5 separate regions of the Mus musculus genome follow, and all the other regions are linked to region 3. The links are chromatin loops, found by intact Hi-C in ENCODE. Cell type or tissue: left cerebral cortex. All regions are shown on one strand. Each heading gives the region's core, and the rest is flanking DNA. Links, peaks and the distances in the headings are about the cores only.

Evidence for each region. Peaks named below come from ENCODE experiments on the same cell type or tissue, not always from the same donor. Only the 100,000 strongest peaks of a DNase experiment are listed, where the experiment ranks them.
Region 1: a loop joins it to region 3, with 2.1 times the contacts of the local background. A loop is called at or near these places in 9 of 42 quality-filtered maps.
Region 2: a loop joins it to region 3, with 2.7 times the contacts of the local background. A loop is called at or near these places in 5 of 42 quality-filtered maps.
Region 4: a loop joins it to region 3, with 5 times the contacts of the local background. A loop is called at or near these places in 26 of 42 quality-filtered maps.
Region 5: it touches region 3 in a loop (2.4-fold over the local background); 24 of 42 quality-filtered maps call a loop at or near these places.

Annotation. Positions count from the first base shown.
Region 1 is chr13:51,152,371-51,158,584 of GRCm38, forward strand. It overlaps Spin1 (spindlin 1), which reads left to right. Exons shown (of 6, transcript NM_146043.4): 6 at 1-192. Among named protein-coding and RNA genes, the nearest start is that of Nxnl2, 16 kb to the right of the region's middle. In left cerebral cortex, for the core only: no CTCF peak of the experiment used is centred there; a DNase peak (open chromatin) is centred at 3,435.
Region 2 is chr13:51,635,984-51,642,197 of GRCm38, forward strand. Gm52049 (a long non-coding RNA gene) reads left to right here and starts at 3,253. Exons shown (of 3, transcript XR_003950639.1): 1 at 3,253-3,424. In left cerebral cortex, for the core only: a CTCF peak has its summit at 3,195 (motif pointing left); no DNase peak of the experiment used is centred there.
Region 3 is chr13:51,098,037-51,104,250 of GRCm38, forward strand. Spin1 (spindlin 1) reads left to right here and starts at 2,844. Exons shown (of 6, transcript NM_146043.4): 1 at 2,844-2,954. It overlaps 9430083A17Rik (RIKEN cDNA 9430083A17 gene), which reads right to left and starts at 2,691. Exons shown (of 1, transcript NR_029463.1): 1 at 1-2,691. In left cerebral cortex, for the core only: a CTCF peak has its summit at 3,089 (motif pointing left); DNase peaks (open chromatin) are centred at 1,337, 1,589, 2,435, 2,660 and 1 more place; H3K4me3 peaks cover 3,124 bases; H3K27ac peaks cover 2,277 bases.
Region 4 is chr13:50,948,429-50,954,642 of GRCm38, forward strand. It overlaps the pseudogene Gm8779. Among named protein-coding and RNA genes, the nearest start is that of 1700048B10Rik, 17 kb to the left of the region's middle. In left cerebral cortex, for the core only: CTCF peaks have their summits at 1,282 (motif pointing right) and 3,335; DNase peaks (open chromatin) are centred at 1,296, 2,426 and 3,282.
Region 5 is chr13:50,961,346-50,967,559 of GRCm38, forward strand. No RefSeq gene overlaps it. Among named protein-coding and RNA genes, the nearest start is that of Gm32613, 27 kb to the right of the region's middle. In left cerebral cortex, for the core only: a CTCF peak has its summit at 2,926 (motif pointing right); a DNase peak (open chromatin) is centred at 2,948.

The DNA of each region.
Region 1 (6,214 bases), core at 725-5,724, 54 kb after region 3:
TCTTGAGCTTGAATTCATTTTTAATTTTAATTTTATTTTATACAACGTGTAGACGGTTCCCTGTTCTCTGCATTTAGAAGTATACACAGTACAACTGTTAATTCTGTAAGTAATTTTTATAATTATGATGTAACTCTTATCCTTCCTTAAAACATTAAAATAAACCCTTTATGTGCAACTTGTGGCTGTGAACTTTGTGCTGCTGTGTTGAATCTGCTGAAAGGGGTCTGGAAGTCAGGCAGTGTTTCCACCACATGGAAATGTCAGGGTTGATAGAAAAAGAAGGAAATGAAGGTTTGCTTGAGCGGTGACAGCAGTGCCATCTGATCTGGGCCGGCATTGCTGTCATCTCGGATCTAACTGTTGATGTTTTGATTTGACATTAATAAGAAATGTTAGTTAACCCCGACTTTTAAACTTCAAGCAATCACTGTACATAGAACTCGGTAATGTTTGTGGAGTGTTTTCATACCTACCCATTCTTCAAATATTGCCTCCAGTGCTTTTTGTTCTTAAATACAAGTCGGTGAGACTTGGTAGTGTAAGATGCTATTAGCACCTGTGCTCTGCCCCATGGGAATCTGAATCCACACAGTAAGTAGAGAGTGAGCAATGTTCTTAAATAGAATCTTTTTTAGTGTCTCTGTATTTATCCTGACCAATGTAAACTGTGTTTAAGGCTAAGATAGAGACATTTCCTGCATTCTTCTGCTGTTAGAATGGTTGTTTGGTGGCTTCAGGGCTTGGTACTACTGGGGTCACAGTGAGTGGCTGCAGCCAGGCCTGTCAGAATCTATCTAGCACATGAGTCACTGTGCTATGTACAGTAGATACTGCTCAGTAAATATTTTCTGGAAAAAGTAATAAAATGTAGTCTGAAGGTTGGGCACTCCTAGCCAATGAATCGGGTATGTATTTAAATAAGCTGTGGCTCTGTGGAAGACTGGGAAGCTAAACTGATGACAAAAGCGTTTAATACTAATGAGGCTTGAGGAGATGTTTTCTTTGTAAGGGCTTTGCTGACAACCCTTTTGGAGTGTTTCGTCATTTTATTACTAATAACCCTTTTCTCCCTCCTTTGAAGAGCAAGGCAGAGCAAGGCATGGAGACTCTATCCGGTATTTTAGAGGAGTGTGGACTTTACCCTGTATTGTCTAGGTCTCTTGAGGCCTTAGGCTTAATCATTAATTACTTCAGTAATCAGTACTTTAATGCCTCCTGGATCTTTTTTTTTTTTTTTTTTTTTTTAAAGGACTTAGGAGTTGATGGTTAGAAAGATAATGCATGCTTATATGCCTGTATTTTGAGGTAAAGATTCATGTTACCCCAGGCTGGCCTCAAATCCGTAATTTTCCTGAATGCCAAGGTTACAGGTGTGAGTCACCGCCACCCCTTGCACGGAAGTGTGTTGAACTTGATCCACAGTTTTCTTGGCCTCTAGGATTCAGGCCTTTTGTTTCTCTGTGACTTTAAGAACTGGTTCCAGAGTTGCTCTCAATTTATTTGCTCATTCGGTGGCTTTGTGTGTATTCTCTGTGTGTACTTGTTAGTGTGGGTAACTCCAGTAGGGCCTGGAAGTAGAAGGCAGGTGGGTTTGTCTTGATTTCTCCCTGTTGTATTTGACAGTCTCCTACTGAAGCTTCAAGTCACCAGTTCATCTAGGCTGACCGGCCAGCCAGTGAGCATCAGGGATCCTAGCCCGCTCGTCTCAACTCCCTCACTTTGGGGTTACAGATTTGTGCAGCCACCGCTGACTTTTTACATATGTCCTGGAAATCCTGACTCGGGTCCTTCTCTTGTAGAAGATACTTTCTAGACCATATTCTTTCCCTATCCTATTTTGGATTTTGGACACCAGATTTCACAGCCCAGGCTGATTTCAAACTCCTGATCCTCCTGAGTGCTACAATTGCAGGCATGCACCATCATGCCTAGTCCAGTGTTATTTTATTTTATTTTTTGGGGGGTTTTTCGAGACAGGGTTTCTCTGTGTAGCCCTGGCTATCCTGGAACTCACTCTGTAGACTAGGCTGGCCTCAAACTCAGAAATCCACCTGCCTCTGCCTCCCAAGTGCTGGGATTAAAGGCGTGCGCCACCACCGCCTGATTCCAGTGTTATTTTTAAAGAGTTATGTCGTGAAGGGAATTTCTTAGGTCCAGCGCATGCCTTCTCTAATGTTTATGCTGTGCCCACACCGGTTTTCAGCTACAATGTTTCAGAGAACCAGTCATTCCTGATCGACAGCTGTCTTTAGATTGGTTAAGACTGGAGCCAATAAGCCACAGCAGGTGGGTCTGCTCTGGGCCGCATGCTTCATTAGGTGAGATCACAGTTCCTGCCCACCAGCACGGAGGATCTTCTACCTGCATGGCCCCACATGGCATTTGCTGGCCCAGTGGTTGAATAGGCTCATCCTGATTCTTGCAGTGTCGTGGCTCCTTTGACTTAGTCCATCATAAGTTGACTTCAGAGTTTGGTTTCTGCGCCAGAACTGTGGAAGCTGACTGAAGAGAAAGGATTCAAGGCCAATTTATATACGCGTCATTTTACTCAGTCAAAATACCTTAATGGAGCGAAATAAATAGGTATGTGGCTAATCTTGCTATTTCTCTGTTTAGTTGTGTTTTTGCAAATAATGTGAACTGATAAAAGTATGACATCATCTAACCTCAGAGACAGAAGAAATGGCTTCTAAGATTGTTTCTGTTACATGTTTTGGGAGGATTTGGTTGGTTTGTCTTATAAGACAGTCTGTTGTGTTCCAGGCTGGCTTTGAACTCACTACCTTGGTCCTTCTGTCTCCACCTCCTAAATGCAAAGATTATAAGTGTGTACCAACATGCCAGATTTATGTTAAGACTCAAACTTAGGACGTCATGCTTGCTGGGCAAGCACTGTCCTCACTGAACCACAGTCTCTGTGACATGTTTAGAAGTTGTCAGCGGAGTTCCCTGATGTTATGCTGAGCGACTTGGAAGCCATGATGGGCAGCTGCTGGACTTCACAGATAAATAAATGAACAGGGCTTTGTAAGGACTAGCCTTTGGCAGGGATTTGGCACACTGGGCTCTGCTCTTTAAAACATTTCTGAGCCTCTTACAGGATTTTCTTGATCATCTCTGAACACTTAGTTCTTTTATATGTAAATAATAGGACTGTCTGTTTGTGAGAGAATAAACTTATTTTTGCTAAATTTCAGAAACAGAGTAAAGCTATCCAGAGGTCAGTGCGTCATGGTGCCTGCTCTGAGTGCTGCTACGTGAACAGACTTGCTAGGCGGCTCTGCCGGGACTGTCACTGCTAGAGTGGATGGTGATGTGTGACATTTGTGACATCCAGGGTTCTTTCCCGTGTTGCACGGAGGAGCCAGTACCAACAGGCATCCCAGTCCTTGTGAGAGAGCAGCTCTGGAGTGTGGCTCTTAGAAAGGGAAAGTAAAACACAAATGGCTTGCAGTTGCTGCCTTAGTAGACGCTGCGGTAGTACTTCAAAAGCTTAAAAGGGTTGGCAGTCTGTACAACAGAGTGCTGGCTGGCTAGCAGCCACAGTGTTCCTCCAGATCCTCAGAACCCTGGTCAGGCCGATTGCTGGCTAGGCGGTCCCAGTGGCGACTCCTCTGGTGCCCCACGTGCACTGTCCTTCACTCTCGTCATGCATGAAACATGGGCGCTTCCAGTCCATCCCATGACTATCAGAAAAACCCCCAAATTCTCATTTCTGTCTATAGGATGTGGAAGTTTCTTTTTTAAAGTGTATGGGGGAGGGCCTCAGTGGCTCTCTGATACTGTGGAGGAGGACTGCACAACCCCTTTGTGTGTCCTTCATGAAGGACATGGGTAGAAAGAAGCCACAGTCTTTGCCAAAATACCACAAGAATGGCGTCAGCCTCGTTGCTGATGTTGCTCCCCTCCGAAACCTTCGGATCCTCAGGACTACTGATGTCCAGGCTTTGGTTAGGATATTCCCCATTGAACTCTGCCTACAGCCTTCAGCCATTTTTCTAGTGCAAAGTGCCAGACAGAGTCTTCCACATTTCACCCAGAAGCCAGCATGGTGAGGGCTTTCCCACAAGTACTCTGACTTGGTACCAGTTTCTGTCTTAGTTACTTTTCTCTTGCTATGATAAAGCACCATGACCAAGGCAAATTCTAGAAGGAAGGGGTGGGTTTGGGGTTAGGGTTCCAGGGTGTCAAGAGTTCATCACATGGCAGGGTCACTGTGTGGTGCCTGGAGCAGCAAGCAATGAGGAATAGAGTGTGGTCTTAAACTTCCAAGCCCATCCTCCAGCAAGGCCACACCTCCTAAACCTACCCACATACCCACTCTAATATAGTGCCACTAACCAGAGAGCATGTATTCAAATGTTAGAGTCCATGGGGGAATCTCACTTGGCCCACCTCACGTCTGGCTTTGGGTTTTGATACATTAACTTGCTGAATGGGATTTACTGTTGCAACAGGCTTCTGGGACCTACCTTTTGGCATCTCCCAGCACAGCGGTTATATTGCTGTACCCAGTGTTCGTTCTTTCGTTCGTTCACTCATTCATTCACTCATTCATTCATTCACTCATAGGTTCTAGAAGTCCAAGCTCAGGTCCATGCTTGTGTGGGGAGCACTTTCACCCACCACAACAGCTTGCTGGCCCACAATTCCTCATCCCTTAAACCGCTCTGGCTTTATAGTATCCAAGTGGGGCCGAAGAGTAAGGTGCTGGGTTTTTTTGTTTTTTTTTTTTCTGGGTGCCATATTCAGGGTGACTGGACAAACTATCTTTTTTTTTTTTTTTTTTTTTTTTTTTTTTTTTTTGGATACAGGTTCTCACTGTGTATCCCAATCTGATTTGAGACTCTTCCCCCTGCCTCAGCCTCTCTGTACTAGGATTGCAGGTACACTACTTAATCCTTGTCCCTCCTCCTCCCCCCTACCTGTGAGGAAATGCTAGCTTGATGGTGTCGATGGGGATACTGTGAGATTTCATCCAACTCGTTGTGGAAAGGTTAATATATCTTGAGGAAGGAAGCTGTTAACGTGGGGCTTCAGTGAGCCAGGGCTGTGTTGATGTTTTCTTTACACTGTAAAAAGAAGAGTAGCTTTGATTTCATCTATATGGTGGCTTAGTTCTGAACTGAGTTAAATTTTCTTTTCACAGTTAATATTAGGGGCCTTCAATAAACACATGATTTGTTCATCTGAGACAATTATTTCCCCCCAAGAAAAGAGATTCCTTTGTAACAAGAGTTTTTAAGTTGAAAATGATGTCTGTACAACTTCCTCTTTTTTTTTTTTTTTTTTTTTGTTTTGTTTTGTTTTGTTTGTTTTTCGAGACGGGGTTTCTCTGTGTAGCCCTGGCTGTCCTGGAACTCACTTTGTAGACCAGGCTGGCCTTGAACTCAGAAATCCGCCTGCCTCTGCCTCCCAAGCGCTGGGATTAAAGGAGTGTGGCACCATGCCCCGCTTTTTTTTTTGGTTTTTGTTGTTGTTGTTTTTTTCTGTACAACTTTGTTAACACTAAGAATTCTTAGTTAAGAATCACTTAAGCAGGGCTGGAGAGATGGCTCAGAGGCTAAGAGCACTGATTACTCTTCAGAGGTCCTGAGTTCAATTCCCAGTAACCACATGGTGCCTCACAACCATCTGTAATGGGATCTGATACCCTCTTCTGGTCTGTCTGAAGACAGCTACAGTATACTCATACATAAAATAAAAAAAAAATCACTTAAGCATAATTTTGTGCTTTTTTTTTTTAAGGGGTGTGTGTGAGTGAGTGTGCAAGAGAGTGTACTTGTGTGCTCATAAGTGCTCAAGGAAGCCAGTGGGAATCCCTTGAAGCTAGAGTTATGGGAATTGTGAACTGCCTGATGTGAGTGCTCAAAACAGAACTGCAGTCCTCTAAGAGCAGCAGGCATTCTTAAAGCTGAGCTATCGAGAACCCCTTTGATGGTCTTTAATGGCAATACTGTAAGGGTTCATGATTCGCCAAAGAATGATACCTTGGGCTCAAGTAGTATACAAAAGCAAAGAATGTTTTATTCTGGAGAAGTCCAGCATGCTGGGGTCTACCATCTTCCAAGATAGGGGCACCCGAGTGAGCTCACAGGCCCGATTTAAAGCACATTAGGGGAATTCCAGGGAGGGGATAGGTGACCTCTATCTTAATCTGCTGGCTCTGTCTCTAGGGACATTCCAGAACCATTGCTGAGGCGTGGAGTGC
Region 2 (6,214 bases), core at 357-5,356, 540 kb after region 3:
TACAGCCACCAGGTCTAATTTTTTACAAGTATGCCACAGATCCTTTTCAGGGTCCCAATCTCTGAGTAAGAACTTCTTTGGCAATACCTTTGTTCTCAGTCACATCTAGGAGTCCCATAGCTGGGGATAACATTAGGGCAGTCTCAATAGCATCCAAGGACATCCAAGGTTGTTCTTTATTTTTATATACGAAGGGCTGTTTATCTCTTTAACTCAGCAAACCTGGAATCCACAATCTGCAAAAGCCCGCAGTGCCCAGGAACTTTTTAGCTTGTTTTGCACTGGTCGGTGGAGGAGTATGAAACACAGTCTCTTTTTCTAGCTGCTTTAACAGGTAGGCCACCGGACTCTTCTAAGGACTCAGCTTCTGTATTAGCACCCCTTTTGTTATCTCTTTACTTTTAGCCACGAACAGGTGAAGGGTTTGGTCATGAGGGGGGCTCCTCTTCTTTTTGTTGGGGCAGTCTCTCACCCAGTGCTCATTTTCTTTACAGTATACACGTTGATCTTTAGCCAAAAGCTTTCTTTTGTTGCCAGGTACTATCTAAGTTTTTTTAATTTTCCTGACTTTTGTGACCAGCATTTTATTTCTCTTATCTTTTTGTCTTACAGCACAGCTCTGATTCTGACTTTGGTCTCTGTCTTTGTCAGCCTTATGTTTCTTTAACTCTTTTTCTTGTCTGACTCTTATTTACTGGTTCTTCCTCTAAATATTTCTCATTCAGAGTATCTCTCTCATTTTAGACCTCTCTAATTGCCACTGTCATCTATCTCTCCTGAGTCTGCTGAAGATTTGCTTTTAGCTCACTTTTTTGCAGACCTCTATCCTTCCTTTGTTTTTCCTCTTCTGCACTTTCTTATCTACTTACACTAACTTTCTTACCAACTTAACCTGTCCTTCTCTTTGCTTTTGTATCTTCCTGTTACCTTGGTCAGATTGTTGGGATACTTTCTAGTCCCACAGAGACGAGACCCCCATCAGAGCCTGGCAGTTAGACTCACAGGTGCTCCTTACCTTGGACAGAAGCCCCAAGTGGGCGGATGCCTCCCTCACTGGAACTTGGAACAGACTCACTGCCAGCAACTCAGGGTGGTGCCACCTTCTGAGAAGAGGGAACTTTAGAGCAGAGACGGGAGTGCAGCTCTCACAGCTGGCTGCAACCGGCACTTATCTTAAAGTGAAAGCAGTTTTTCTGTTAACAAGAGACGGGATGGGAGGGACAGGGGAATGAGAAGCTGCCTGGGAACCTGCGGCGCTCTTGGCCGGCTACTCGCACAGCCTCCTCTTCTTTTTTTCTTCAGCAGCCACAGCATCCAGGCCACTGACTTCTCAGGGACCACCCCTCTTTTGCTCCGGATTTCCGAGCTCATTTTTCCCTAGGTCTAGGTCCATGGGCGGGACCACTGTGACCCGCTGGCTGCTCTCTGGAGTTGGAGTGGGAGGCAGGGCAGCTGTTGATCTGAAAGGAAGTGGTCAGCATAGGGATCTGACAGGATTTTTAGGCTTATTTCAGAAGGCATAACTTAAAAACAGTCGTCAGTCATCAGTCCAAGTCCGAACACAAAGAGACACAAAAGACACACACAAAAACCGTAAACCACAAACAAAAACAAGATAGCAACAGAGAAAAAGAAGACACCAGTATCTCTAAGCACACTCGTCCGCGCCTGGACTTGTACAACCAGCCAAGCCAAACGCTATTTAACACAGGTGGGACTCAAACCCACAATCTCAGAACTGAAAAACAAAGACAGAAATTCAGCGGTGCCACACTTAGACACTTAGATAACAGACAACATAGACGACTCACAAAAACAAACGTAAACAAACAAAATTACCAAGCGACAGAACCAGAGTCAGAGAAAGGGGAGTGGACACAGATTGTCCCATTTCTAGAAAAACAGTAGTCACAACAAGAGCGGACACGAGACTAAGACAAAAAAGAAACCAGAAGAATCAGATGGCCTCTCTAAGGCCGGCCAATTGAGACCCTCTGCACGAGGTGGGACTCGAACCCACGATCTTGCAACAAAACACGAGGTGGGACTCGAACCCACGATCCCGTGACCAGACGCGAGGTGGGACTCGAACCCACGATCTCGCAACAAAACACGAGGTGGGACTCGAACCCACGATCTCGCAACAAAACACGAGGTGGGACTCGAACCCACGATCTCGCAACTGGGCACGAGGTGGGACTCTAACCCACGATCTCGCAACCCCAAATGGTCTCTTGGCCTTCAAAGGGGTCCACCAGGCGTCCCTGATCCTCCCCTGTTCTTCTTGGGACGTCTCCCAGGGCGAACGGACGGTGGACACCTGGACACGTCTATCCTTATCCACCCCGCACTCCCTCTCGGAGCGCGGTCTCACTGAGCATCCGCAAAACTGAAACTGCGATCGCACCAGACTTAGAAACAGAACACAGACATTAGAACACAGACATCAGAACACAGACATCAGACCAAAGCAGAACAAAGAATCTTACCTCTAAGTGGGTCTAGGACCTCTGGGTGGTCGCGCTGTTTCCCGGCCAATGCACCAAATGAAAGATTCTCGAATTCCCGGCCCATGTACCAAATGAAAGACCCTCGAGGGAAGACCCTCACTCAGACACTTAAGTCCCGGGACAGCCGCGTACCCAAGAAGACACTGAGACCATACATAAAATGTAGAAGGTAAGATTTAATAAAGCAGCGACATGAAAGCACACAGACCAGAGCTCTGGGGTCGAAATAAAGCAGCAACATGAAAGCACACAGAGCTCTGGGGTCGAAACTCATACACCTTAGCACAGGGTAGAGGAGTCTCGACGACGACGACTCAAATTTTTCACAAGCTTTTAAAGGAAAAAACCACAAACTGGGAGGGGGAATGGGGAGGGAATAGGGGAAGTTTAACAACCACAAGTTTACTCAACCAAAGAGTCATATCCTGTGATTGGCAATACATCTGGCCTGTTGAAACATTCTGTGGTTGTTCCAGAAAATGTTTTTCTCAAGTATGTTTTCCAGATGGGAGGGGGTGGGCTCCGAGGTGAAAGTTCATGTTCTCACAAGAGGCCAGTAATTTTTCATTCTTCACCAGCAGAGGAGGCCCCGGCAGCAGGGTAGAAGAACCAGGCGGTGAGAATGAGGGCAAGCAGGCAGATAGCAACATTACTTACTTCTTCCTCTTATCGAGGCTGCCCTCTGGTGGTGTAGTACCCTCCAGTCATAATTTGATGGATATTTTCTGCTTTGCATACACAGCTCCTGGCATCTGATCTCCAAGATGACCAGAAATAGTGATGATACACTATGAGTTCTATCATTTGCTTCTGGATCCAGAACAAAGTGGCAGTTATGAAGACAAACTTTTAGAGACAGCTGCTTGTGTCGATGAGATGAGTTCTAGAAAAAGCCTATGAAACCATGAGTGGGGGTGAGTGTACTCCCCTGGACACCTACCAGATTCAGGACGGGGAACACATGTGCTTGCCTGGCTTGTACCAGGCCCTGAGGGCAATCTCCAGTCCCTCCCCACTCCCACCACACACATTCATCCAAACTTTCAGACCGAAAAAAATGGCACCAATGTTAAAGAGTCTACAAGTCTTACTCAGATAACTGATGACTGGTTAGAACTGGTCACTGTGCAGAGTTGTAATGTTGCCAATCCAGGGCTAAATTATCCTGGGACAGCTTTAGTCCCTTTCATAGCTAATCATTACCTATCTACTTCTTCTTTCTTCAGCTTCTGGGGTGCTGGGATTACAGGGGTGTACCTCTATAACCCTTTGGGAAGTACCTTTTCAAAAAAATATTTATTATATGTAAATACACTGTAGCTATCTTCAGACACCCCAAAAAAGGGCATCAGATCTCACTACAGATGGTTGTGAGCAACCATGTGGTTGCTGGGATTTGAACTCAGGACCTTTGGGAGAATGTGAGTGCTCTTAACCACTGAGCCATCTCTCCAGCATGCAAAATAATGGGTTTCATTTTGGCATTGTCAGTGTGTGGAGTGCACTTTGCTCCTTAGTTCCTCATTACTATTTTGTACCCCTAAGTTCTCCTCCTCCTCTTCCTCCTCCTTCTATCTACCTTCATATCACACATGTGTGTATATACCTTTTAGAGACATCTAGGGTCCACCTAAGAGAATTCATGGACATGTATCTTAGAAGGCTTTGCCTCATTTCATTTAATATACTGGTCTCTAGTCCCATCTGGTTCTAAATGACATAATTTCATTACTTATAAATAAAATTTATCACACACACACACAGGTATATGACAGACACGTAGTCTGATTCCATATCTTGGTTGTTGTGAATGGTGTCACAGGAATGTGCCGATGTCTCTGTCATATGCCAAATTAGTCCTTCAGGTGTATAGCCAGTAGTATTCAACTGGATCATAGGACAGCTCTATTTTTAAGTTTTTAGGAACTACCATATTGATTTTCATAGAGGCTACACTATATTGCTAGCATCTGTGTACATTACCCTGGCAAACTGTGCCCCCATTTGGCTAGCATTTGTTATTTTGACATTTTCTCATAGAAATGAAATGAGACTCAAGGTAGTTTTGGTTTGCCCACATTCATAGCAGGCCTTGCCCAGTTAACCCTCTGGGAAAACCCCTCACAGGCATACCCAATGTTCTTCCATGTTGATGCCCATGGTTTCTAACCGAGGCAAGTTGACTCCTGTGTTTCTCCACAAAGATCTCACTGTTGGGTTATAAACTACAGCAGTGTCGAAATCTTTTTCACATCACAGCACACAAGATGAGATCATTTTTGCACATGGCAACAACAGGCATCTTAATACTATTCCAGTTTTTAAAGTGGACATATGGAAGGCTTTCTGTGTTGGCCATGGGTCATTTGGAGCTTCTGTAAAGCTTTCCCTGGTGTTCTGACAGTGTTTACTATAAATCTGTTTTCTACCAAGCTCCTCCCTAGGCCGGGAAGATGGCTCGGCAGGAAAGAGTACTGGGAGTTAGTTGGTTAAGGTGGCAATAAAAAATAATTTTAGCCGGGCAGTGGTGGCGCACGGCTTTAATCCCAGCACTTGGGAGGCAGAGGCAGGCGGATCTGAGTTCGAGGCCAGCCTGGTCTACAGAGTGAGTTCCAGGACAGCCAGGGTTATACAGAGAAATCCTGTCTCAAAGAAAATAATAATAATAATAATAATAATAATAATAATTTTAGCTCCCTTTCCCATCTATATGCTTCACTTAGAAGAAGACTCTGGACAGATAACCAGGTAGATCCAGAGGTGTGATGAGATCGTAGCACGTCCCAAACTCTGGAACTTTTAGAGGGATTAGAAAAGATCATTTAAATAGTTGAGCTAAGCCAGGAGTGGTGACACAGACCTTTAATCACAGCTCTGGGGAGGCAGAGACAGGTGGGTCTAATCTACAGAGAGAGCTTCCAAACGCCACAGCTACATAGACCCAGTCTCAGCAAACCCAAACAAACAAACAACTGCTTTTGAGTTATATATTGATATAACACCAAAATAAATTATATCTTTAAGCAAGTTGGTCTGAATACTAAAAAAAAAAAAAAAAAAAAAAAAAAAAAAAAAAAAAAAAGAGGAAAAAGAGGAAAACCACCTCAATTCATTTTATGAGGACAATAGACCAGAGAAGAGGAACGCACAAAAAAGCAAGGGAGTCAGTGTGATGTTAGATGGCATGAATTTTTCTAAGTAAAATCCAATGTTCGTTTTTAAATTGCATCTTGTCAAGTATCTCAAGATCCTAGGACAGTTCTGTTTTTAGTTTTTAGTATTTTTAGTGACTATAAGCAAGTAACAAGTTTGATACACGGTTAAGAAAATACGATGTAGCCCTTCATTTTGTACAATTAATATTCCATACACTGAAAGGCAACAGTGAACTTAGTGACAATGAGCCAATCTAACACACACTAGTAAACAGAAGGTAAAAGAACTGTCAACCGTGCACAGAGAAAGAGCTTTAATTCCTTTTATTTATTTACATTTATCTATCGGGCGAGGTGCTTGTGTTCTGGCATGAGGGAAAGACAGGAGACAGCTTTGTAGGGGCATTTATCTCCTTTCACCGTTTGTGTCCTCTGGGCTGGACTCGGGTTACCAGAGTAGTGGCAAACACCTTAACCTACTGAGCCATCTTTCTAGCCTAAAAGTGTATGTGTGTGTGTGGTGTGAATGTGTGTTAGTGGTGTTCATAC
Region 3 (6,214 bases), core at 573-5,572:
ATTCCCTCTCAGATGACTTTAGCTTGGGTCAAGCTGACATAAAACTAGCTGGCATAATCAACCAGCTTGGGGTGGGAGAAAAATTGTATGTAGGCCCTCTGGCTAAGGATACTAAATGTTCATAAAATAACTTTGAACCTATTTGAGTAATGTCATATTACGAGAATTTTCAGTTATTCAGAAAAGTCAGAGAAGCCTGAAGGGACAATTAACAGACCTATCACTTGGATTCACTAGTTGTTGCATTTGCTTTAGCTACACAGAAATGTTTTTGAAGCCAGCAGAGATAAAAGCATTTGCTGCCAAGTCCGAAGAACTTTTTTTTTTCTTTTTTCCTGTTTTGTTTTTTAAGACAGGGCCACTCTATGTAGAGCAGACTGGCCTTGAACTCAGAAATCTACCTGCCTTCACTTCCGAGTGCTGAGACACACAGCACGGCACCACCACTGCCCAGCAATTTGATCTGTGAGCTGGTATGTGCTTGCCACCCCAGCTCTTGGTAGGAGAGCGGCAGGTGGACGAGAATGGTGTTCAGGATTGTCTTTGGCTGTATAAAAGTTCTGACCAGCCTGAGCTATATGAGACCTCATCTTAAAAACAAAAACCAACTCTGTCCCTGAGTCCAATTTAGGCATTCATAAATCTAGAATGTAGCCCGTGTTATTTTTGACAGGTTGCTGGAGACCATCAGTCGAGGCAAATTTAAACCTGAGGTTGTGAAGAAGTGGGAGAAAGCAAGGCTTGAAGGGTTGATTGGTCAGTTGGGTCTGCAAGTGGCCTCAGATAGGTAGAAGCCAAGGATGACACCAAATGCCCTACCATGCACGAGGCCAGGTATTGGGGAGGCTTACACAGGAAGACCTTAAATTACAGGCCTGCGTGGGCTTACCCAGCTAGATAGTGAGGCCCTGGTTCAAGCAAAACAACCCAATACTCTTTTCCCCAAGTTACCAGGTCCCAAAATGTCAGTAAGTGCTAGGCAGATGTGAAGGCCATTTTTGTCAACTTGACATCAGGAATCAAAACTCCAAAATGGATGGGCCCACCAGTGATGGATTTCTGCTTAATTAAACCATTTGATATGGATCTTTGAGGTAAAAAAAATATACCTTTAATCCAGACCTTTTGAGGTGGGAAGAGACACGGTTAATGTGGATCTTCTGAGGTAGGAAGACATACCTTTAATCTGGGGCACACTTGTTGGCAGCTTATTTAAAGGACACGGAATAAGGAAGTTTTTGCTCTTTGCTGTCTCACTAGCAAGTCCATTCCTTCACTCACATTATAGCCTGCTTGAGATTCCAGCGTATGCTGAAGACCAGATGAGACATTCAGCTTTCAGTACTGAACAACTACTGAATTCCTGGACCTTCTGTGGGTAGACAGCCATTGCTGGACTAACTTGATCAAAGCCTGTGAGGTATTCTAATACATACTCTTTCCATATGTATATATTCATTTTGTAAGTTCTGTTCCTCTAGAGAACAGAAAAAAAAAAACAAACCAAAAAAAACCAGGCGTGTCACCAAGGAAACGGAAGTGTTCCATACTGTCACTCCAGCCTCCTTCCCTATCACACCCTTCCTTGTTCCTGTCAGCCTCCACGATCAAACATTAAACACAACAAAAGCTAATCTTCTCTCAGTGATCTCCAGGCTGGCTGCATCTCTACTGAAATTAGCCCTCTCTTCGGTCTGTGACTACGTTGCTCCTGCCAAGAATGTCATCTGAGACAAGCATTTTAATTTGAGCAGGCACATATCAATCTTATTTTGAAAAAAAAAAAAAAAGTGCCAATGGAATCCCAAAGAGCACAGCGAACTAAGAGCCGTGCTGCAGGTTTGGAGTGCGCAAAGGGCTTTCCAATAACGTCTTGTAATTCGACCTGGCAACACTCTGGCAGGAGGCTTATTACAATGCGGCAGTGCTACAGCACTCGAGGAACCAGGTCGGTGACCGCCTGGATCCAGACACTGGGTTAAAGGAGGGAAGGAGACCCAGACGAAGCTTCAGGTCCCGTATTTCACTTCCCCTCAAACCAAACCATCCCGGACGTTTTCTTTTTCTCTCTTTCCTTGCCCACAGCCAAACAGATCCTCAATAGGCGATCTTAACTGGAACCAGAGTCGCACGGATTCTCGTGCGATCGTGGGAAGTCTTGGCTTGCAGCCTCGCGAGGAGCCCGGGGTGACTTCTAGAGCAGCGGCTGCAGCTAGGCCAAGGCTAGGTGTTTGCAGCAGCCACCCTCAGCAGGTGTTCGCAGGAGGCCCTGAGCTTTGCAAGCTGAGCCTAGTTCCTCAGCCACTGCGCAGTGCGGCGTACAGCAAGGCGGTGTGTCTTCAAGGGAGCATGGGGGAGCCTATCCATATTTTTAAAGGGCTCGCGTCCTGCAGTCCAAAGCTGCTGCTCCGCAGGAAAGTGCACCTGCGCGGCGCACGGTCATGTGACCTAGCCTCCTGCATCTCCGCAGCTAGCCAGGCAGCTACCCGAGACAGCAGACGTAAGGTCCCAGGACAAAGAGTCAGGATAGCTCCTGGAAGCCGTCCTCCCGTGCAAGAGTAAATACCAACGCCCGCTACTCTCCGTTCGTCTTCCCGACCCTGCTCCGCTTGTAAGAGAGGCCGGCTCTACGCCAGGCCCGCGGCTCCCCAGCGTGTACCTCGCCGCTCCGGGTGCGCGCCCCACCCTCCAGGTGAGCAGCGCCAGGCCCCGCCCCCGCCGCCAGGGCCCGCCTCCCACCCGCGCCTGCGCAGTGCGTCCGGCGGCGCCGGGCGCCGGGGCGGCGCGGCCGTCGCAGTTCGGCGGGCGCAGTGCGCGTGCGCCGTGGCGGCCGGGGGGCGGGCGGCGGCCGCGGCGAGGAGCGGGGGTGGGGAGGCGCCGTCTGGCTCGGGCTGGGCCGGCGGGGAGCACGAGCGAACCACGGCGGCCCCGTGGGCAGCCTCGGTGGCCGACAGGTGAGACGCGCGTGGGGCTGGCTGCAGGGCCGTGAGGGGGGAAGCGAGTGGGCCTCTCACGGCGCGCGGACCCAGGTGAGCATAGCCCGCGGGGCCCCGGGCGCATTGTCCGCGGGCGGCGCCCCTCAGCGCCCCCTGCCGGCCGGGCTCGGTGGGGCCGGGGCGCGGCGGGCTGGGGCCGGGGCGTGCGCGAGTTCCTTTGTTCGTCGCCCCCGCCCGGTCCCCGCCGCCCCCGCCAACATGGCGCTCGCGGGGTCCCTGCCCCAGCCCCGCGGCCGCTTCCCGCGCGCTTTGTTCCGTGCCGGGCGGGGGGCGGGGGCGGGGGCATTGCGTAACCGGGCGGGGGAGGGGCGTGGCGGGACCCCCGCGACGGGTCATCCCGGTGACGCCCTGCCTGGGGGGCTCGGGGCGCGGGCCTGCGTGACCTTGGGTTTGCCTCCCCGAATGCGCCCGATAGATGTGCGGTGCGGATACTGCGCAGCGCCGGGGGTCGCGGTCCCTGGCGGCTTCCTGCACGGATGGTGCGTTCTGGGCCTTTCCGGGAGGCGGGGGGTGTCGGGTTGAGAAATGGCTTCAGTCATCCACGACGTTGCCTGCGCATCTCAAAGTTTGTTTACGCAATTGTTTTTATATTGATTTGGTTTCGATGGTCTATGAATTGGGTTTCGGGTTTTGTAAGGATTTTTCTCTCTGTGTGTGTGTGTGTGTGTGCGCGCGCGCGTGCAGTCTTACTTCTGGTTTAAAGGCTTGTTTATTTATCGTGTACATCCAAAAGCAATACAAGATTCGTTCAAGTGTTGTAAAGGATTTTAGTGTGACTAGCGAGAAAGATGGTATCCGTATCGAAATGCGAATGCCTCACTAACTTTCCTTGGAATTTTCTGGAAGAAGCTGCAGCCTGAAAGGATTGATGGAGAGTAATTGCCTTCTGCATAGCTTTTGTTAGAGAGTGAAAATGAAACCGGATCTTAGACGTTTTTTTACCTATACATCCTGAGCGCACTTCTGAGGTGGTGAAATTTTGGAAAGATAGAAGAGGCACATCTTTAGCCTTTTTAACCCCTTCAGTATTAGTTAATGGGTGAACACGATTTACAGGATGTCCGTTATCAGATTTGGTAATTGTGTATTAACGTAGCCTGCTATGTTTATAAAAACGTGTAGTGTTTCTCTCAATAAGTAAAACGAAATTAGCTTTAAAATCCTACTTTGACATGCCTAAGAAATGGATCAAGCAAAAGGCTTTCAGTCTAAGTGAATTTGTATGAGGTCTCCTGTACTCTAGACTGGCCTTGCGCCACTCTCCTTTTTCCGCCTGGAGTACAATCGAGTGAGGGGCTGTCTTTTTATACTTAGGATTTTTGAAATATATGTGTGTGGATGTTTTGTCTGCATATTTGTCTGTGTACCACATGTGTGTCTGGTGCTCAAGGAGTCCAGAAGAGGGCTCTGAACTCCCGGGACTGGAGTTAGACAATGGGAGTGCTGGGAATCAAACACGGGTCCTTTGGAAGAACAGCCAGTGAGTGCTCTTAACCGCTGAGCCATGCTTAAGGTTTTTTAAAAATAGATTTTCACTATGGAATTTCTCTAGTCAAGCCCACTTTAGTGTTCAAAGGAGGTGCTTTAAGCCTTTCTGGGATAGCTAAGCTCTGATGCTGCCCATCTCTTACATAGGATAGGGTGGTCACCCTTCACCAGGCCTAGTAACAGGATTGTAACCCTAGTTGTTGAGGAGGGTTGGAAGTTTAAGGACAGCTTGTATAATTTAAGGTCCTGTTTCAAAAAGTCAGAAGTCTGTGGTAGAGCAGTTGTCCTGCACATACATGTTGGACTCCAGGTTTTGCCTCCTAGTACAACAAACTACCTACCATGTAAACGTTCCTTAAATAGAATAGGTTGTTTTAGGGAATGAAGGCATTTCTTTCATGTTGTGGATACACCCCCAGCATGTGCCCCCAATCTGTGGATAGAGGCTGGGTGGCTGTTTAGGTAGTGTCTTTAATTGCCAGCTCCAGAGCAAACAGCAGTCTGAGGCGGTATGCTCGGCCAGCCCTGTGCCTGAGGCCCTGCCGGTCTGTCATTCTGAGGGATGAGGTGCCCTCTTCTTCTCTCCTTAGGATCACATTTCACATTTTCATTTTGGGAACTCTGAAAAATACTGCTCTTAGTGAGCCTGGGACTTCCTTTTATGGGGCAGTAGAGGGCTGAAGACAAAGGATGAAAGGGAGCTGTGGCCTGAACGTTGCTTCCCTCGAAAAGTGGAAGCCGGGAAAATCCCATAGGAAAACAGCTAGTTCCACATCCAGTCACTTCTGGATGGCGTTCGCCGAGGATCAAAACTGAGTGAGAGCACCTCACTGAGGGACTCTTGTCCTGTGGATTGAACTGGCCTGTTGGGGAAATGTGGTTGTCTTTGATTTTTCTGAAGGTCAGATAACAACTTAGTTTCAGTTTGGATAGCTTCCATAGGAGTGACTCCGTTTTGATCTCTGAGCTGGAAGACCATGGCTTCTGGACTTTTTCTGACTGTGTCCTTACGATGTCTCTCAGCTGTGTCCTCCCACTAGAGAATGGTAATGTGGGGTTGATGTGATTTGTGTGTGCTGCTTTGTTTTGTGGGTGGTCCAAAATTTCACCCTTAAACCATTTGTAAGAGTTAGTGTCCTGGAAAAACTTTTTTGTAGAGTTTGATCTTTGGGGCAGCTAACACGGTTTGGACTGACTTATTTGCAGCACTTTTTTTTCCTACTGTGTTAGAAAAAACATGAAGGGAGCCAGGCATGGCACACACCTGTAATCCCAATACTGAGGGATGGAGGAGGCAGGTGGATGAAAGTTTCAAGCAACACAGACCTATAGTGGAGAATTTGGAGGTTGGAAATGATATCTGCATGCACATTAGTAGAACCTCAGTTTGATAGAGGATATTTAAAAACGGGTATTTTATTTTCAGCCAAACGTCTGTTTTTCTAGCTGCTTTGTTGAGTTTGGAAGCCTGGTGTTGTGTAAAACATTGTTCAGTACCTTCTTCTCTGGGTGAAGCTCACCTCTGCAGCAGTGGACATTGACCTGGAGGGGAGACTTTAGAGCCTTCAGCCCCTGAGCTGCAGCCTGGGAGGAAGGCTGTCTTTCTCCAAACTTTATTGACTTGTAGAGTTCCTTCCTCGGTGTAGTTCCAGAACCACCGCTGGACAAGTCAGTGTCGATCCCTTCCCCTTCCTTCCCAGCTTTGCCACAGTTAACTAGGGTCAGTTTTG
Region 4 (6,214 bases), core at 808-5,807, 150 kb before region 3:
CCACAGAGCTCTTAACATTCCAATGGCTCTTCTAGTTCAAAGTTCCAAAGTCCTTCCACAGTTCTCCCAAAACATGGTCAGGTTATCACAGGAATACCCCACTATGCTGGTAGCAGTTTGTCTTAGTCAGGGTTTGTATTCCTACACAAAACATCATGACCAGGAAGCAAATTGAAGAGGAAAAGTTTTATTCAGCTCACACTTCCACACTGCTGTTCATCACCAAAGGAAGTCAGGACACGAACTCACACAGGGCAGGAACCTGGAGGCAGGAGCTGATGCAGAGGCCATGGAGGGTGCTGCTTACTGGCTTGCTTCCCTTGACTTACTCAGCTTGCTTTCTCATAGAACCCAGGACTACCAGCCCAGGGGGCCCTTCCCAACCCCCACCCCCACCCCCACCCCCCACCCCCGACCTCCCACCCACCTTGATCACCAATTGAGAAAATGCCTTGCAGCTGGATCTCATGGAGGCATTTCCTCAAGGGAGGCTTCGTTCTCTGTGATAAGTTCAGCTTGTGTCAGGTTGACACACAACCAGCCAGTAGACAGAGTCTGTATTCTCTTCCTCTGCTTATGTTGCCAGATCAGTCTGTCTGTCTATCTATCTACCTTTTAGCTACTATCCATGATCAAGCATTTATTTATCTTATATCACTGATAATCTACTTAATCTATTCTTATCCTCTGTCTATCACATATATACCTGTCTCTTATCTATCAAATATCTGTCTATATTGTCTATCAATCATCTATCTTTCTACATACAGGGGTTTTTGTTTCATTTTTTTAGACAGGGACTCATTATATAGTTCAAGAAAGCCTATAACTTGCTTTGAATCCCCTCTGGCCTTCAACTCCTACCCTCCTACCTAAGCCTCCTGGGTGTTGGAATTACAGGTAGGAGACACCATTTCTGGCTAGTTTAAGAGACTGGCCTTAAACTCCTGTGTTCAATTAATCCTCCTGCTTCAGAATTCTGAGTAACTGAGAATATGGCGTGCACCATTCTGTCTGGCACTTTCATCCTGCTCAATTTTCCTGGATAACTCCCTGAGGTCACCTAGTGTGCATTCTATTAGATTAGAAGGAAACAGATGATTTCTGGATTTGGAGCAGAGGGTGACCTTAAGATCCTTGATCCTCCTCCTTCACTGTACATTTTAGTGTTTCTGTGCCAAGTGCTCCACCAACAGTTGCTGTAGTGAGAGAGTAACTTCCCTTTCTGATTTCACCTCAGGCCAGGAGTGGATCAAGCAATGGGGAAGACTGCAATATTAGAAGCTGACAGCAGGTGGCACTGTAGGAAAAGGATAAGCATTTTAGAGACAAAACTGTAGTGTGACACATCTGGTGATATGGGTGTGGAACAGCAAGCACCTCTTACACATCCTCAGGTGTTTCTCCCAGGGATGCTTCAGCTCAGACCGGCACTCGCTGTGAGACCCCTTCATCCCCTCTCCTGACATTCACACGTTCCTCATAACCTGGAAGAAAGTTTAGTGAAAAAAGCTTTGATGCTGGTGACCAGGAAAGCAAAGCCATTCTGTTGCTGGTGTTCCCATCACAGGCTCGAGACACACATCAATGGTGCTCTGCAAAGTCTCTGTGGTTGTGAACATGGGGGTCACACACTGTGCTACGACAACACAAACACCTTAGATACTGTCTTCATGGAAGTGTCCATGCAGTCTCTAGGACTGATAATGGTTGCTTCTCTTGGGGGTTAAATTGAAAGACTGTGTTGGGGCTCTCTTTTTTGTGACGCCTCCTAGGCCATCAGCTGTGTCAAGATGAAGCTAAACATCTCCTTCCCTGCCACTGGCTGTCAGAAATGCATTGAAGTGGATGACGAACGCAAGCTTTACACGTTCTATGAGAAGCGCATGGATACAGAAATTGCTGCTGCTGCTGCTCTTGGTGAAGAGCGAAAGGGTTGTGTGGTCCGGATCAGCAGTGGGAATGACAAGCAAGGTTTTCCCATGAAGCAAGGTGTTCTGACCCATGGCAGAGTGCGCCTGCTGTTGAATAGGGGGCATTCCTGTTACAGACTAAGGAGAACTGGAGAGAGGAAGCGCAAGTCTGTTCGCAGATGCATTGTGGACGCTAATCTCAGTGTTCTCAACTTGGTCATTGTAAAGAAAGGAGAGAAGGATATTCCTGGACTGACAGATACTACTGTGCCTTGTCGGTTGGGACTTAAAAGAACTAGTAGAATCCGAAAGCTTTTTAATCTCTCCAAAAAGATGATGTCCGCCAGTATGTTGTCAGGAAGCCCTTAAACAAAGAAGGTAAGAAGCCCAGGACCAAAGCACCCAAGATTCAATCAATGTCTTGTTACTCTACGGGTCCTGCAACACAAACGCTGACATATTTCTCTGAAGAAACAACGCAAAGAAAAACAAGGAGGAGGCTGCAGATTACGCTAAACTTTTGGCCAAGAGAATGGAGGAAGCCAAAGAAAAGCGCCAGGAACAGATTGCCAAGAGACGTAGGCTGTTCTCCCTAAGAGCCTCTATTTCTAAGTCTGAGTCCAGTCAAAAATGAGTCTTTAAGAGGAACAAATAAATAATGACCTTGAAAAAAAAAGGACTGTGTTTGGGATGTGACCCCTACTTTTTGCAAAGCCAGTGTTTTACAGTATCTGAAAAGAATGTTGTGTGCTCCATCCAAGTGGAGAATGGGGGGGGGGGTACTGCTAAAATATTCTTGGTGGGGTTTTCTTTATTTTTTTTCTTTATTCTTATTAAAGGGATAGGACATCAAGTGAACTAGAATGAGAAACAAAGATGTGGTGACAGTTTGTATATGCTTGGCCCAGTGAGCAGCACTATTCGAAGGTGTGGCCTTGTTGGTATGTCACTGTGGGTGTGGGTTTTAAGACCCTCTTCCTACTTGCCTGGAAGCTAGTCTTCTCCAAGCTGCCTTTGAAGCAAGAGGTGGGACTCTCTGCTCCTCCAACCCTACGTCTCCAATCAAACAACTAGGTATGTAGCCCAGTTGATGGAGAGCTTTCCCAGCATGCACAGAGCCCCAATACCATCCCTGGCACTGCATACCGTGGAGCTGAAAGAGGAGCTCACTCATGCAAAATGAGATCATTCCTATTTCAATCTCTGTTAAGCAGATACTCTGGTCGATGAAGTTTCTGTCTCTACTGGGCTGTGCACATCTCACGGTAGCTCTTGGGGAGATGCCGGACTGAGTTCCTCTTAATCACTGGTCACATTTTTCATCCATCCTTCACTAGATATCCATGAATCGTATCCAAACCATGAGGCAGCCCAAAGGCTCCTGTATTGAATCTGGTTCCTGGTCTCCAGATGGTGGTGCAATTGAGAAACAGTTGGATCGTGGTGGTCTAACCACTCAATGCTCCATCAAAGATCCTTTTGCCATCCATTTCCCTCAAAATGATACAATTCCACGCTTCTTTGAGGCTGACTAAAACTCTATGTCTTTATGCGTTCATCTGTTGGTGGACACCTATGCTAATTGCATCCGTTGGCTGTCGAATATGAAGCAGCGATAAGCATGGGTACAGCAGTATTGTTGTATTTTAATCTAGCTCTCCAGGGGTAGGTGAGCCAGACCTACCAAGGTTCTCCTTTTTCATTTCTGAGAAACTTTCTGATTTCCACTTTGGTTGCACTAATTTATATTCTTAGTGACTTTGCAAATGGATTCCTCCCCTGGCACACGTCGTTGATAGCATGCACTGATTTCTTCATGGTAACCATCCTGACTAGTGAAATGGAATCTCAGTGCATGACTTTACCTGTTTGGGGGTAATTTGAGACAGGTTCTCACCATGTATCCCAAGATGGCTTTAAGTACACAGCGACCCTCCTGCATTAGCCACCAGAATCCTGGGATGACAGGCAAAGACCACTGTGCCCAGTTTCAAGGTAGTTTTGATTTGCATTTCCAAAAGGTAGCGTGTGCCAATTGCTTGGATAGAGCTGGTTCCGTTGGAGCCCATGAACTGTCAGATGTGAGAATCAAGCAAGTATACACAAACATTTCCCTTAATTCTTAGTTAATTCGACTTGTTTCATATTTTCTTCTTTTTTATGAATATTTTAATGAAATCTAAGAAAGCGTAAGACAAATGACTGAGGACATCTTGTTCAAACATGAGGTCCCCTACCTATCTACTTGCCAGGCAGCAGAAACATAAGTGGGCAAATTAAATTTAACTCATTGCCTGCTTGATACAGCGAAGCTTCAAAATGTGGGTGACTTTTCTGTTTTCTCAAAACACACAGTAGCATGTTGTCTTACTCAGGCTTGCCATTGCTGTGAAGAGACACCATGACCGAGGCAACTCTTATAGAGGACAACATTTAATAGGGGCTGGCTTACAGGTTCAGAGGTTCAGTCCATTATCATCAAGGTGGGAGCATGGCAGTATCCAGGCAGGCATGGAACAGGAGGAGCTGAAAGTTCTACATCTTGATCCAAAGGCAGTCAAGAGAAGACTGCCTCTTCCAGGCATCTAGAGAGTCTGACAGCCCACACCCACAGAGAGACACTTCCTCCAACAAGTCTATGCCTACTCCCACAAGGCCATACCTCTAATAGTTAATAGTGCCACTCCCTGCACCATGCATAATTAAACCACACAGCACTAGGTAACAGAGATGGGAGGGTCATAAGTCCTAGGTGATCCTAACCTACACAGTAAGTTCCAGGCCTGTTTAGGCTATATAGCAAGACCTGGCTTAGCTCCACTGAAAATCTACATTTGTACAGGTTTTATTTTCAATTTTTATTGCATTTGTACGTTTATTTTGTGTGTGTGTGTGTAGCCACCCTCATGCTGCAATACACATATGGAAGTCAGAGGACAACCTGCAGGAGTGAGTATTCTCCTTCCACCATGTGCGTCTTAGGTCACTAGGCTTGACAGCAAGGGCCTTTATTCACAGAGCCATCTCACTGGCCCTGGGGACCATTTCTGTCTAACACAGAAAGAGAGCTTCCTCGGACTAGATGGTTCCTTTTTGATGTTCGACCCATAAACTCTGAAAAAACTGGTCTGTCACAAAATCATATTTCGAAATTGTAAAATAGGAAGAATTCTCTTTTCTCCCAGGAAATAATCAGAAGATGAGAGTAAAGAACGCATTACCCTGACACAGGAGTTAATGTGCCACTTTGTGTTCTTCGAGCAGACCATGCGAAGCTTGTAAAGACTGAAGGGCTGTTCCAGAGCTGGAGGTGGGACAACACAGGAAGAAAAAGGAGAACCCATTAGAACAACAAAATTTCTCTTTAGAAGACCAGTCAAATCACACAGGACTTTCTTGGTTTTTCCACTAAAAACTAAGTTATTTGGAATCCAACTTTGATTTCTTAGGTTCAAATTCCTTCTGTGTTTTCAAATCACTTCCCCAGGTCCAGAGAGTTGACTCCGTGATTATGAGCACACTCCTGCAGAGGACTCTGTTTGTTTCTCACCACCCACATAAAAGTTACAACCACCTGTGACTCCAGTTCCAGGGGATCCAACGCCCTCTTCTGACCTCCATGGGCATTGCACACATGTAATACACACACTCGCACGCAGACAAATACTTATACAACATAAAATAAAAGTAAATAAGCTTTAAAATCATATTTCGTTAGGGATGGAGAGATAGCTCAGTGATTAAGAGCACTCGCAGAGGTTTAATTCCCAACACCCAAATGGTGGCTCACAGCCCCAGAACACAGGGACCCAGCAGGTGTACATGTCGTGCACACACACACACACACACACACACACATAAAACATTCATACACATAAAAAAAACCAAATCTTTAAAACTATTTTCCCAAGGATGAAAGTTTTCATTTACAGTGTGTCCTGGAGTGTTTGTCAATGCTGAACATTTTAGATGAAGTTGGTGTATTAGTAATTTTCTCATTGCTGTGACCAACAAAAATCAATTTAAGAGAGAGGACTCTTCTGACTGACAGCTTAAGAAGGTATTCTAGTCAACATGGTGGTACAGACCCTTAAATCCCAGCCCTCAAGAGGCAAAGCTGGCAGATCTCTGTGAGTTTAAAGTCACCTGATCTAAATAGTGAGTTCCAGGACAGGCAGGGATGCGTAGAAAGACCCTGTCTCAACAAACAGGCGAAACAAGAAGGGATTCTAGCCGGGCGGTGGTGGCGCACTCCTTTAATCCTAGCACTTGGGAGGCAGAGAGGCAGGCAGATTTCTGAG
Region 5 (6,214 bases), core at 436-5,435, 140 kb before region 3:
TTACTCAGCTGTGAAGGGGAATGAGCTAAACCAGCACAAAAAGACATGAGCTGAGAGCCCTGGAGAGGCACAGCCCTGAGAGGCAGAGGGAGCTTAGGAGAGTTAGAGGCCAACGTGGTCTAGACAGTAAATTCCAGGATAGCCAGGGCTATGTAGATTCTGTCTGAAAACAAAACAAGTATGCAAAACCAACAAAGTCTTCCGCCATTGGGAGGGGGGAACAGTCTGAAAAGGTTACTTACATCTGAGTTCTCCTGCATGGTATTTTGGAAAAGGCTCCAGAGTCTATTAAAAAAAAAAATGTCAGTGTTTTATCAGGATTTGGAGGGCTGGAGAGATGGCTCAGCGGTTAAGAGCACTGACTGCTCTTCTGAAGGTCCTGAGTTCAAATCCCAGCAACCACATGGTGGCTCGCAACCATCCGTATTGAGATCTGACACCCTCCTCATGTGTGTCTGAAGATAGCTACAGTGTACTTATGTATAATAATAAATAAGTCTTTGGGCCAGGGGGTCGGGACAAGAGAACAAGTGTATCCTGTGCAGTTGGGACAACCAACCTTGTTTACTGAAGTGAAAACACGTGACTTGATATTTAAATATAAATAAATAAATAAGGATTTGGAGAACACCAAAGAAGGCAGGAAGGATGAACACTGGGGGCCAAGAGACAGTTAAGGTAGCGACACCCTCCTGTGGCGTTGTCATGGTGAGACTGTGGTTTTGTGTGTGCACCAAAATACCAGAGAACACAAGCGTGAGCCCGAGAGATGCTATGGGCTTCAGTTATGAAAGCAGACAGGGACTGCGTGGTTTCCCACGGGGCTGTGCCCCAATAAGCTTATTGTAGAAAATAGTGTTCAGTCACAAGTCTGCTACACCGGATCTGCTCTCTGCATTGATGACTGTACCTTGGCAGTGAGCAAGGATGGACATCTGTCCCACTCACCATCTGCAAAGGCCACCAGTGAACATGAACACTCACGCTTGTCACCGGTCTCCCATCAGCTATTTCTATTGAGCTTACAGGCTTACAAGACTGTTTTCCCAACCAGGGATTGATAAATGTGGTCTTCGGGTCTGTGCCTTCTCTTTCTTCCTTTAGCAGTTTTTTGTTTGTTTGTTTGTTTGTTTGTTTGTTTGAAACCAAAGTGTTATCATGAAATGCGCTCCTGCTTATCCACCTTTCCTCTTTCGGGTCACACTTCGGGGCCTAGGTCTAAGAATTCTTTTTTTTGTTTGTTTGTTTGTTTTTGTTTTTGTTTTTCGAGACAGGGTTTCTCTGTGTAGCCCTGGCTGTCCTGGAACTCACTTTGTAGACCAGGCTGGCCTCGAACTCAGAAATCCGCCTGCCTCTGCCTCCCCAGTGCTGGGATTAAAGGCGTGTGCCACCACGCCCGGCTGGTCTAAGAATTCTTAAGCCCAAAGTCAAATGCTTTCTCCTATGTTTCCATTCTCATTTACATGTGTGGCCTCTTATGGTTAGATTTTTATTCCTTCTCTCGGTCCATCCACCTCCCCCCTTCCTTCCTTCCTTTCTTCCTCCCTTCCTCCCTTCCTCCCTCCCTTCCTCCCTCCCTTCCTCCCTTCCTCCCTTCCTCCCTTCCTTCCTCCCTCCCTTTCTTCCTCCCTTCCTCCCTTCCTTCCTCCCTCCCTTCCTTCCTCCCTTCCTTCCTCCCTCCCTCCCTTCCTCCCTTCCTCCCTCCCTTCCTCCCTCCCTTCCTTCCTTCCTTCCTCCCTCCCTTCCTTCCTCCCTTCCTTCCTCCCTCCCTCCCTTCCTCCCTTCCTCCCTCCCTTCCTCCCTCCCTTCCTCCCTCCCTTCCTCCCTCCCTTCCTTCCTTCCTTCCTCCCTCCCTTCCTCCCTCCCTTCCTTCCTTCCTCCCTTCCTTCCTCCCTCCCTTCCTTCCTTCCTTCCTCCCTCCCTTCCTCCTCCCTTCCTCCCTTCCTCCCTTCCTTCCTCCCTCCCTTCCTTCCTTCCTTCCTCCCTTCCTCCCTTCCTTCCTCCCTCCCTTCCTTCCTTCCTTCCTCCCTCCCTTCCTCCCTTCCTTCCTGTTATTTATATTTTAAGGACAGAGTCTCATATAACCCAGGCTGACCTTGAACTTCTGACACTCTTGCCACGCACGGCTGCCTAAGGACTGGGATTCCCAGCATGTGCCACCATAGTCAGTGTATGAATGCTGGGCTTGAACTGGGGGATTCATGCATGCTAGGCAAGCGCTTTACCAACTGAGCGTCACCTCCAGGCCCTAAGAATATCTTCTTATGACGTGTGTGTGTGTGTGTGTGTGTGTGTGTGTGTGTGTGTGTATCCCCAGCCCTTCTCTGTGTCTTATTCCTTTCTGTTTTGAGACAAAGTCTCACTCTGCAGCCCAGGCTGGCCTTGAACTGGTGATGCTTCAGCCACAGTCCCCACTGAAATCATAGACATGTTCTGGTCCCTCAGCATATTTAGCTTAATATATTAATATAACATATCTTGTCATGAATTTTGTTAAGCCTGTACTATTATATGGTCACTTAGCATATCTAAGCATACTCCTAAGAGGTGAGTGTCGGATCTTTTGTTGCATTCTCATTGGCCCCTAATGCACTGCACTTTTTCATTTTAGGTTTTTTTCGCCTCTGTTTTTCAGATCGTACATATTCTATTGCTTTCTCTGATTTCCCCTGACATATAATATACATTCTTCTATTGAGCCCATCCAGAGAGATTCTTTTGTTTCAAAGTTTAATCTTCAATTCTATCACTTCCTCTAGGCTCTGGTATGAGTGCTGTTTTCTTGCTAAAATCTGTTTCTTCATTTGTAAATCATAATTGGATTTACTCTTTTTAAAAAAATATTTTCTTTTTAAATCATGTATGCGTGTTTGTGTGCACTTGCATATGCATACGTGCAGATCCATGAGAAGGCCAGAAGAGGGCGCCATGTCCACAGAAGTCGGAGTTTCCGGTGTCTGCGCTGCTCTGCGTAGGTGCTGGGATGCAGGTCCTCTGCAGAAGCAGCAAGTTCTCTTAACTGCTATATTTACCATGTACTGTCACTTTCGTGATGGCTTCTTTAAGATCGTTGCCAGACAATTCCAGTATCTGATTCTTCCTGGCAGCAGAACCTGATTTCTTTTTTCCAGTTGTAATTGTCCCCGGTTCTGTTATGACAGCTGTATTTTTATTAGATCCTGGATGAGCGGATGTTATCAGGAGACCCTTAAGTCCTCTCTGTTAGCAGGCAGTATCTCTGCTCATGTTTAGTGAGCAGCTCATCTGGGATAACTGTCACGGGCTGACGGTCCAATGGCAGCAGCAGCCCCAAGCCTTTGCAAGCAATCGAAGCTGAGTTGGTGCTGTGAGAGCCAAGCTGGAGGCTAGTGTGGGAATACAGATTTCAGGCATGAGATGTCAGTGTCAGGAAAGCTGCGGGTGTGATTGCCCACAAGAAATGGCTTTATTCACAAGCCTGATAACTTGAGTTCAATCCCCAGAACCCATGGCAAAAAGCCAGATGTGGAATTCATCTGTCATTCCAGCACTCCTCGTTTGAGGTGGGAGGCAGTGACAGGAGATCAGCTAAAAGCCCGAACGTCAGCTAGCCTGAAATATGCAAGCAAGAAAAAACAAGAAAGACCCTGCCTCAACAAGGTAAGAGGAGCCATCTTCTAAATGGTGTCCTCTCACCTCTGCATATGCTTCATCGTACATGGTAGCCACATTCACATTCACACATATGTAGGGAGCCATTCCGGACTTCCTGGTCAGCAGGATGGAAGTCTGCTCCAGGTAGTAAACAAGCCCATGTTTGGTGGATGGCCCGCCCTTAATCCCTGATTGGCTGAGAAAGCCTGCCTGGTGAGGTGATGTGACCTGTGGTAATTGGTGGGGGCGTGGTTGTGGCTGGAGAGGAGAAAAACACTTGTAACTAGAGAGGCAGGGGATTTGAAGTAAGTAGCTGTCTGAGTAAACTGCTTAAAGAAGAACCGGTGTTTGCATCTTTCTTGCTGGTCGAGTGGGACTCGACACACATATATACATCATGCACACGAATAGCCATGATGATGAGAATGATGGTGATGATGAGAATGATAGTAATAATAATGAACTTTTTAAAAAATATATACCCAGAAGAGTGCAGAAGTTTGGGACAGTCAAGGCCATCAGAGCTCCCAAGAGCAGAGCCCAACACCTGTTCATGTCTAACGAATGAAACCCATAGGCAACAATGAATGTGAAAGGCAAAGAATTATGTTAAGCAACAGGGAGAGCCTCCTGAGACCATGAAGCCATTCAAAGATGACTGTTACTAGAGCTCCACTCAGCCAAAGGGGTCTCAAGAAAAGGTTGTAACTGTGTAGCTCTTGCTTGGGGTTAAAGGATGGGCTTTGCAGAAAGGAGGGAACCACAGGGAGAGCAGCCAGAGGCTGTCAATCAGCCTGCTGCCACCTGCGTGCATCTGTGGGTTTCCAGTAAATGGGATGCCTTTAGTTAGAGTCCCAAGTGGTTGTCACCAAGCAACAACCTGTGTGCTCAGCAGGAGGCGCCGTCAGGGTTAGGAGCTCACTTGACTACCTGGTGGGGTCCAGCTAACTCCTGGCCTCACCAGAAAACACCCCTCCCCCACCCCTCACCTCCTGCTGGCACTAAGTCTTGCCATTTTTGGTGGGAGCAGGACTCTGCTTGGTCCCTACGGCTACCTGCTCATTTTGGAGGTGGCTGGGGACACCAGGCTAAGCAAGAGGAAACTCTTCTTGATTCTACTGCTCAGCTGTTTCTGTCTCAGGGGTGCATACTGTGGTCCTTGTGTGTAGGAGGTACAAACAGAAATATTTTAAAAACGAAAACTCAACTTCTGTTCAGAAAATAAAATTCTTCATTGTTATTTTTTTAATTAATCTTATTTTATATTTTATGTGTATGACTATTTTTTCAGAGGCCTGTCTATGTACCATGTGAGGACCTGGTCCCTGGGGAGGTCAGAAGAAGGTACTGGACTCCTCAGAACCGAAGTTATCGACAGTTGTGGTTACTGGTAATCAAACCCAGGTCCGTTGTGCCCACCCCACCCCCCTCACCTTCATGCATGAACAACAAGCGCTCATAACCAATTATCTTTCTCCCCAACCACCTCCCTTCGTTCTTCCCACCCTCTGGGGAAATTAGTTTTATATTTTTTTTCTCTGTTTTAGGTCATGATGTCACGTCCTGTTATGACCTGCCCTCGTCCTCGGGGAGCTTTTCTGTTGCGTGTCCCCTTGTCCCTTTGTCCTCCGTGTATACAGACAGAGTGCTCCTGCCATGCCACCCTCTGCTTCTCTTCCCTCCAGGCTGCAACTCACTCAGCAACAAGTTGGCAAGGCCCAGTGGCCCCTTGTTCAATGGCAGCCCCTGCGACAAGGCACACACTGCATAGTCCCATGCTCTCTACACTCAGCAGCTTCCAGCATTGTCTTCTTATGGGTACACTAGGATTTTCTAGGGCTTTCTCTTCACTTGTGGGCTCCATCCTGTACCCCACCATGAACCCAGAATCTATCCTTGCTGCTGGGTCCTGGCATGGTCTTGATGGGGACAGAATGACATGGATCCTGCCCCTGGCACAGAGCCAGGGAACATGGCCCTCCAAAAGTGTCTGATGACTGCTGAAAGCAAAAGGAGTCTTTACTTTATGGAATGTCCTCCCCCCTCCCCCCCCATTAACATTAACGACTCCATGATAATCAGACAGCATGAGTCCAGGAGGTGAAGGTGTGGCTAATGTCTCAACCAAAAAACAGTAAATACTGGGACTTTCAGGACAGCCCTTGAGGCTGTGGAAAAGAACTCTAGAAACTTGAGTTCAAAGATACATAATTTCTTGCCGGGCAGTGGTTGGCACACACCTTTAATCCCAGCACTTAGGAGGCAGAGGCAGATGGATTTCTGAGTTCGAGGCCAGCCTGGTCTACAGAGTGAGTTCCAGGACAGCCAGAACTACACAGAGAAACCCTGTCTCGAAAACAAACAAACAAACAAAAAGACAAAAAATATATAATTTCTCAACTATGCAAACAATAAGGATGTAATATGAATTGTATGAGGGGCTTCACGAACCTAAAGGAACAGAGCAGCTGCACGGTGAGCTAACTTATCAGAAAGACACTCAGGAAGGAGATTAAGAGACTTAGGGAGTGGTGACTGTAGGAGACACCACCCAGCTGAGTTGTTTGTTTGTTTGTTTGTT